2 separate regions of the Homo sapiens genome follow, and region 2 is linked to region 1. A link is a contact called in ENCODE Hi-C or POLR2A ChIA-PET data. All regions are on one chromosome and are shown on one strand. The core of a region is the stretch at or near the end of the contact, and the rest is flanking DNA. Distances in the headings are between cores, read along the strand shown. Region 1 holds the start of VSTM4 (V-set and transmembrane domain containing 4). Region 2 has its middle 26 kb from the start of C10orf71-AS1.

Region 1 (4,246 bases), core at 472-2,971:
GAGTCATGAATGAGGCACTTAGAAAAGTGGGTGGCACACAGTGAGTGTCCCACAAGCAGGAGCTCTTATCATCCTCCAGGGCTGACCATGGGCACAGCCAGGGCAGACTCTAAAGGCTCCTGAATTCCAGCTCTCAAGGCTCCCGAGGGCTCTGGAAATGTGAGAATGCCCTTGATCCCCAGCAAAAGACAATCTCTGGGACACCCACTCTGACAGCTCCTGCAATTAGAAGGTGGTCATGGAGCCTGGGAGAGGAAGGACCACTGGCTGCTGGCTACTCCACAGAGACCACGAGAACTGGCCCTGCCCACCAGTCCAAGGCAAACTTCTCATCATTTTTCCAGCCGAGACAGTGACAACTGGGAAAAGGTACATTTCCCGCAGCAAGGATTTCAGGTTCACTGGGAACCTGGCTGCACTCATAGCTGGGGGACAGTAGATGGATTTCTTCCCACTGTTATCCAAGTGCCTCCTCCTCAGACTGGGATCTATGGATTAATGCTGGCTCAAATGCCAGCTCTACACTTGGTAGCCAGATCACTCTTGGAAAATGACTTCTGAGCATCAGTTTCCTAATTTTCAAAACAATGGCAACACAGTTTAGTGGTTATTGACAGAGCCCAGAGCCAGGCTAACTGGGTTCAAATCCCAGCTCCACCACTTACAAGCCTACTGAATTAAGGCAAGTCCGTTCATGGGCCTGAGCCTCAGTTTCCTCATCTATAAAATAGGGATAATAATAGCACCTCCTTCAGAGGTTATTGGTGAGATTAACCAAGTTCATGTTTTTTTTTTTTAATACTTGGATATATAAACGTGTTGTAGTCATTATTACTTGGAAGTGTTGTAATTAAATGAGATAGGCCCAGATAGGCACCCAGGGAAAGTGACCATCGATACCTGTATTATTACTATTATTCCAGCCAGTACGGCCCCTGCTGCCCTGAGGCAGCCAGACAGAGTTCTGGGGAATAAAGAGGGAAAATTCTTAAGACACTTACAAGTGGGAGCAGTAAAACCCGAATGAAAGCCATTAGTGTGGACCAAGAAGTTGTCCTCAAAGCAGGGTGCTGGTGGAGAGGCGTCGCTGCATCCAGCCGTGGATGCCCCTCTCACCAGGCCTGGTCACCTCAAAAGGCCCACGATCAAGTCCCCGTTCCCCACCTCCTGGCCAAGGCAGATCCAGCCGCTCCTGACTTGTCTTCGGAGTAACTCTCCGAAGAGAGTGAAAGGGAAGTTGCTGCTCCGAGGAATCTGCCAAGAGCTGTGTGTCCTGACTGCCGTGGAAAAAAGGAAAGCGAACCACCAACTTGGGCTGCGCTCCTGCTGCATCTCCCCTCGGGGCCTGCCGCTGGGAAGATCTCGGCTGCTGCGAGAGTACCCAGCCCCAGGCGAGGTCGGGACGGGGACCGCGCTCACGGGAGGCGTCCTCTGAACCTTGGGGAGGCGCCGCTGCGCCCGCCAGACCCTCGGCGAGCCCACCGGAGCGCGCTGGCGACAGTGACAGCGCCGCCCCCCGCCCGCGCCCGGAGGTGGCAGGGCCTCCCCACCAGGCCCGGAGCCCCGGCCTCCCCGGCGCGGCCGCCCGGCCCCCACCCTTCCCGCTCCCGCCTGGCCCCGCCGCGCTTACCCGGAGCCGGAGCCCGCGCCAGCAGCGCGGCCGCCGCCAGTGCCAGCAGCCGCATCTCCCCGCCGCCGCCCGGCGCTGTGACGCGGGAGAGCGCCGCCGCCTGGCCCGGCCGCCGCCAGCCCGCCCCGGGCCCGCGCTCGCGCCCGCCCCCGGCCCGCCCCTTGGGCCGCCTGCCACGCGGGGCCGGGGCTGCTGGGTCCCGAGGCCCGCACCGGGCGCGGGAGCCGCCGCGCGATCGGTTCGCTCCAGGATCTGTGGCGTCTCCTTTCAACAGCCCCATTTCCCAGATGAGAAAACTGAGTTTCTGCAAGGTGATCGCTGGTGACTCACAGAACACACAGCTGCAGTGCGACCGGCGGTCCTCTGCCCACAGATGCACTTATTCCTAAGGGAAGGCGGGATCTGGGAGCCAGGGGGTGGGGGCGCGTCCAGGGAACCTCTGGCCTGAGACTCACCTGCTGGTCGTGGGCCTCCTGCGCTCACTCCACAGGACCCTCGGGAGCCAACAAGCAGCTGAGGGGGGAGAAGCCCCTTCTGCTGCCCTGAAATGGAGGGCGGGGTCCGAGGTGCTAACCCTTGGAAAACTGAGAGGGTCCACACAGACCAGCCCAGAATATGTGGAAACTATTAACAAAAGTGCCCATTTACAGTGCCTCAGCCAGGCCTGGGCTAAAGTGATTTTCCAGATGCTACTGAACCCCGCCGCGGTCAGGCCTGGGACAGTTCTGTAATCTCCATGTGCCTCAGTTTCCTGCACCTGTAAAATGGGGAAATGGGCCCACCCCTTCTGGGGTGTTTAGGAAGACCAAGTTACACCATTCCCATTAACGCATTGCCCCAGCACCCGATTCACGGGTGTCAGTGAACACTACTATTATTACTATACATAAGGAAGCAGAAGCAGCCACATGAAAGAGACCCATGTCACACAACCACAGAGCCCTGTCACTCTGAGCCAATGCCTGGTCTCTTTGCCACTGTTCTAAACTTAGGGTCTGAGCCTAACCCATCTCCAAGCAAGAAAAGCACATGTTAGGTCTATTCTGTGTGTGTCTATCAGGAGAGGTCTTTGTGGAGTTCCAGTGAGGGGTAGCAGCAGCTAGCAGGTGGGCCCTGGTTGGGAGTGGGTCCCTGTAGGAGGAGGAGGAGACAGGGCCCTCATCTCCTTCCCTCTAAGGGAGTGAGGAGGTGTGGGTGGCATGGAAAGAGGGTGCAGCCCACTAGTGTGAGCCCCAGGGCATTCCCCAGAGGGACCATCCTCTTCAGGCACCCCAGGCCAGTGGGTGCAAAGGCTCTGTGACATCTCTGAACCCCAGGCACTTCCAGAGGTCTCTGGACCCCATGGGATCCTCCAGCTAGGAGACTCATCTGTGGACCAGGGCCCTGCAGGGACTGGACTGACCATCAAGGCAGCCAGGCTGGAGAAAGCAGCCCCATCTATAATTTGGGTTGGTGGAAGGGCCTGAGGACCCGATAGTGAGTTGGCAACAAAGGTACTTGGCTATGATGCCAAGGACAAGAAGTGAGGACTAGAACTGGGGTCAGATGGACTCCTGCAGCCCAGGAATGCAAACTAGAACCAAGTGAGGCTTCCAGACCAGAGTTTGGAAACCAATTTTATACATGAGCAAACGAGCCTCACGTCCCATCCACATAATGTCCTAGGCCTCATTTTACAAATTAGTAAATTCAGGCTCAAAGAAGACCAGGGACCCGTACAAGGTTCTGTGGGGCACCAAATGTCTGAACTGGGAACTTGGACTCTGACTGCAGACTGTTGACTCAGCCCTGGAGCCTGGGGCAGTGTTTGGCAGACTGAGGGAGGATGTCTGAAGAGGAGCACTGGTTCTGAAAGTGGATCTGTGACCCGCTCTGGCTGGGCAACAACCTTGGGTCCTGGAGCAGCACAACCTCTCTGAATTTCATTTGTCAAGTGAAGGTGACACATGTAAAATGGCGTCTTGACATGGCTGTACTAAGAGCAGCTAGAGATGTGGCAGGGCCATTTGGTATCCTTGGTAACCTCCCACCTCAACCTGCTGGTCTCAATTTACTCTCCCAGTTGGTGAAAAGCAGAAGGGACCCCTTAGATGTGTCAGCCACCCTTGGAGGAGGCAACTCCTGCTTTGGTCGTTGTATATTGCTAAATATCCAACTCTCATTGCAAAACAGAGCAGAAATTCAGCCTGCCACCCTTGACTTGCTTCGTCTTTACCAAACTGGGGTTGTGCCAAAGATTTGAGGCTAGAAAGTGCTTTTCTTGTACTTTTCTGCTACAGGTAACATTGTGCTGATTTTACAGCTGTGTGCACTGCTGGTACTTTTCAGCTTCCCATATAATCTAACTGATCATCCTGGTAAAACCTTTGCTGCATGAACACAGGAACAAGGGAATATACTCAGCCCTCATGGGAGACAGAGCCAGTGACCCGGATAAGACTTGGCCTTTCAGCTCTTCTGGACTACATTGGCAAAGGCCTTCCAAATGGTTTTCTTAGCTCTGCTGCCTGCTCACTCATTCACAAGCTTAGGACCATTTGAAAATCCTTCACAGGCTTCTTTGTCCATACCTTGGCTCTATCAGGTCTTACTTTGTACTGAATTGGAAGAATAATA
Region 2 (4,246 bases), core at 691-3,190, 160 kb after region 1:
CATAGCACCATCCTCAGTGCTCTGCATAGATAATTCTTAGCAATTCAAAGAAGCAAGAACTTCACAGCTGAGGAAAATGAAGCCCAGAGGGGTGGAATGATTGGCCCAAAGTCACACAGGTAGTTCAGTCCAGACACTCTGGCTCCAGAGCCTGTGCCCTGGCCTGTGACCTTCAATGTCTGGTCGGAAAGCTGGCTGGAATGCTGTGTTCACTGCAAAATCCCAGAACCTTGTGCAGTGCCTGGCCCCTGGAAAGGCTCAGCAGAGCAGTAAGCACAAGGTGCACAGCAGCACAGGGAAGGGGCATGGCTGTCTGCTGGGTACCAGAAGGGAGAAGAGGGAAGGGAGAGAGGAGAGGGGGAGAGAAAGAGGAGGTGGGAAGGAAGGCAGCAGCCTTGAGCAGGGCCCCTGGGGCTGGGATGTAAGACCTGAAAGAGGATCAGTGACAGTGATATGAGATGCCACGTGAGCAGGGCTGATTCTGAGGGGCTCCTATCCAGCAGGGGTGAGAAATCATTAACACACTTGGGCAGGGAATGTGACAAAACCAGAGCATCAATGGCAGGGCTGCTGCGTGACACAGGCTAACAGCAGGGAGACTGGGGCAGGGACAGTGGTCAGGTTGCAGTTGCAGGGACCTGGGTGAGGCTGTGGGAGCAGGCCAGAGGTAGGTGGCACCTGGGGAGAGGGGAGAGGAAGGGAGGCAGTGGAAATGTCCCAGCTTGTGTGAATGAGTGTGTGATGGTGCCCCTCAACCCCCAAAATCAAAGCAACCATTTCCTGAGGGCCTACAGTGTGCCAGGCCCTGGGGCAGGCCCCGACATAACATCTAGCTTTGCAATGGCAACAGTGCTACAAGTGGGTTTTTTCCTTCTCATTTTACGGAGGAGAAAACTGCCTGAGCTTCTGGAAGCTCCCATGGGCAGTGCACGATGTGGAGGATGGGGTGGGGAGGTCCGTGTGACTCCAGGGCACCATGCCCCAGGAGGCTACACTCAGGTCATCGTCACTCAGCAAAGAGCCTGACACGGTGACAGCTGACCAGGCTTTGTGAGTGGCGTGGTGGCCAAGAGCCAAGCTACAAATCATGCCACGTTGCCACGAATCTATGTGTGGTCTGCTTGCTCCAGCTGTCTCAGCTCAACCGGATCTATTGACGATTCACTAATCCAGCCGATAGCTGGGCAGCTGACCCACAAACTCATGCTGCTGGGCCCAAGGTGACACCAAGCCTGCTCCCAAGCCCTCAGATTAGTGGGTGTTAGTTCATCATTAAAGAGTCGACTTCAGCATGATTTACCTTGCCCAGGGTGCCCTGGACGGTGCAGCAGCAGGCACCCCGAATGTCTGCTTTCCTCTGTGGCATATCTCTTTCCTCGAGCATCCTGGTTTAACCCATCTATCCATGGCCATCTCAGTAAACTTTATTCCTGACAACAAGCTTCAGTGACCTGAATGGTGGCCCCCAAAAAGATATGTTCAGGTCCAGATCCCAAAAAATCTGTGAAGGTGACTTTACTGGGAAAAAGAGTCCTTGCAGGTGTGATTAAGGATCTTGAGATGAGGAGGTCATCCCAGTGAGCTCTACATGCAATGATGGGTGTCCTTGTCTAAGAGAAAGAGGGTATTTGAGACAGATAGAAGAGGCGGAGTCAATGCGACTACAGAGGCAAAGATTGGAGTGATACAGCCACAAACTGAGGAACAAATGGGGCCACCAGAAGCTGGAAGAGGCCAGGAAGGATGGGCCTCTAGTGCCTTCAGAGGGTGCCTGCTTCCACCTCGACTTTGGACTTCTGGCCTCCAGAACCATGATAGAATGAAGTTCTGTTGTTTTCAGCTGTGCAGCGTGTGGGTAACTGGTGACAGCAGCCACAAGGAAGTAACTCACACACAAGCTGACTTGGGTTTCTGACTGGAGTGTGAGTTGCTATTTGCAGGAGAATTTGTGATCTCATCCCTCAGGCCCAAGAGCTGGTCGGGTCCTGTTCTGCCCTTGGCTGGAAAGGGAATCCCGAGGTTGCATCTGCTGCTTGGGTGTGGAGCTCTGGGCTGGAGCAAGATGAGAAATGGGCCTATTTATAAATGAACAGAGCCAGAGGGCGGGTGTGGGGTCGGCCGAGGGCTTCACCAAGGTCAGAGGCCCAGTCCCAGGGGGACAGGAGCATTACAGAGAAGAGCAAAGCCCTGAGAGGAAGGCGGGGGCCACGCCAGGGCACTTGTGGCCTCTCTGAGCAGCGAGGCTGTGGTCTCTTTCTGAAAGGCCTAACATAGGAATGCCCAGCTGGCTTCCAAGTCATATCTGGTGTCTCAGGCGAAGGGCAGGCCCCAGTGGGTGGGAGCAGATTCTTTCCTGCTGCCTCATTGCGGCTCCGAGAAAGGAAGTGTGAGTGCCCAGGGTGGGCACCCTGCACACAACCGCAGCCCATCCGTGGGCAGTTGAGCCTGCCATCTCGGGGGGATGCTGTCACGGTGAGTGGGCCTCTGTGCACGTCTGAGTTTCCTGCTCTCTTGGCAAGGCCAGGTTGGAGGGACTTAGTGGGCGGCGTCTCAGCCTCGGGCCATCACACAGAGGGCAGGCAGGAAGCTGTGCACAGTGCCAGGGATGCAGGGGGACAGAGACCCTACTGATGAGTGGCTGAGTTGGACCAGGGTCCACCCTCAGCCCATCCAGTGCTGGGCACAGCTGGGCAAGAGGAAATCCCAGCACACTGTCTGGTTTACTCAGCCCCTCCCACAGCTCTGTGCTGGGAGGTGCCTGCCCTCTGCACCAGGGGCCTGGGAGCTGGCAGAAGCCTTTCTCCAGGGCAGGAGCAGCCTCTGGCCCAGCTACTGGTGAGGAACCCTGGATTCCTTCACATCAGTGACCATACCATGTGCACGCCTCTGAGTCTTATGGCCTTCAAGCACCTCTACCTGAAGAAGTCCATCTCTGACTGAGGAGCTTTAGCAGGAAGAAGCATGGTTGCAGCCTTTTGCCTGCTCAGGCCTAGAAGGGACAGCTTTAGTAAGCCTCGAATCCCAGCTCCATGCCCTCCTTAGCTGTGTGACATTGAGCAAGTCACTCAACCTCACTCAGTCTTGTTTCTCACCTGTGAAATGGGGATAACAGGCCTACTTCGTTGAGCTGCTAGGGAGGTTAAATGAGACAATAAATGTGACCAAAGCTCTAATGTAATGCAGATGTAATTACACTAAGAATCTTAAAATGAGGATATCATAATTATCCAGGAGGGCCCTAAATTTAGTGGCAACGTGCCCTTATAAGAAGAGACACGCAAAAAGGAGAGAGATGCCTGGACAGCCGAAGCCAGGTGAAGATGGGGACGGAGATTGGGGCAATGCGGCAACAGCCGCGGAAGCCACCAGAAGCTGGAAGAGGCAGGAAAGGATCCTCCCCTGGAGCCTTCAGAGGGAGCACGGTCCTGCCAAAACCTTGAGTTCAGACTTCTGGCCTCCAGAACCATGAGGAATAAACTTCTGTTGTTCTGAGCCACCTAATTTGTGTTAATTTGTTAAAGAAGCCACAGGAAACTAATACAACAACCTGCAAAATGGGCTAGTAATACGTACCTCTTACTTTTGTGGGAGGATTTTTTAAGTGTTCATAAAAGAAAAAATCTAAAGATCCAATCATCAGAGATAGGTATAGATTATCTGCACATTGACATGAAGAAATAGCATGCAGCCATACAAGAAAGAAGTTTGTAGACAGTAGTGACCAGGCAAATGTTCACGTTCTGGTATCATGTGGGGAAACGTGAGCCACAAACTGAGGAACAAATGGGGCCACCAGAAGCTGGAAGAGGCCAGGAAGGATGTGCCCCTAGTGCCTTCAGAGGGCGCCTGCTTCCACCTCGACTTCGGACTTCTGGCCTCCAGAATCATGATAGAATGAAGTTCTGTCAAAATGTAAAATTGCAAATGTCTCTGAACCTAATTTTGTTTTTTAAAAATATGCTGACACTTTGGCAGGCTGAGGTGGGTGTATCACCTGAGGTCAGGAGTTCGAGACCAGCCTGCCCAACATGGCGAAACCCCATCTCTACTAAAAATACAAAAAATTAGCTGGGCGTGGTGGCAGCAACCTGTAACCCAGCTGCTTGGGAGGCTGAGGCAGGAGAATTGCTTGAACCTGGAAGGTGGAGGTTACAGTGAGCTGAGATCATGCCATTGCACTCCAGCCTCGGCAGCAGAGTGAGACTCTGTTTCAAAAAAAAAAAAGTATTCTGAAAAAAGAAAAAAA

The links. Hi-C counts contacts between places; a loop is a spot of excess contacts on that map. ChIA-PET counts read pairs that join two places held with the same protein, here RNA polymerase II (POLR2A). Pooled maps may share reads with other maps.
Region 2: a map of Right ventricle myocardium inferior shows a loop between it and region 1 (2.0-fold over the local background). The contact joins the enhancer-like site here to the promoter of VSTM4 in region 1. A Hi-C loop is called at or near these places in 1 of 168 maps with a recorded cell type or tissue (Right ventricle myocardium inferior) and 1 of 50 pooled maps. POLR2A ChIA-PET finds 5 or more read pairs at or near these places in 1 of 52 experiments (PC-3).

What each region holds. Positions count from the first base shown.
Region 1 is chr10:49,113,801-49,118,046 of GRCh38, forward strand. It overlaps VSTM4 (V-set and transmembrane domain containing 4), which reads right to left and starts at 1,722. Exons shown (of 8, transcript NM_001031746.5): 1 at 1,631-1,722. The coding sequence starts at 1,685.
Region 2 is chr10:49,270,496-49,274,741 of GRCh38, forward strand. No RefSeq gene overlaps it. Among named protein-coding and RNA genes, the nearest start is that of C10orf71-AS1, 26 kb to the right of the region's middle. Within about 2 kb of position 1,941, at least 7 of the 41 ENCODE cell types and tissues checked have a DNase peak (open chromatin) inside an H3K27ac peak, as active enhancers do.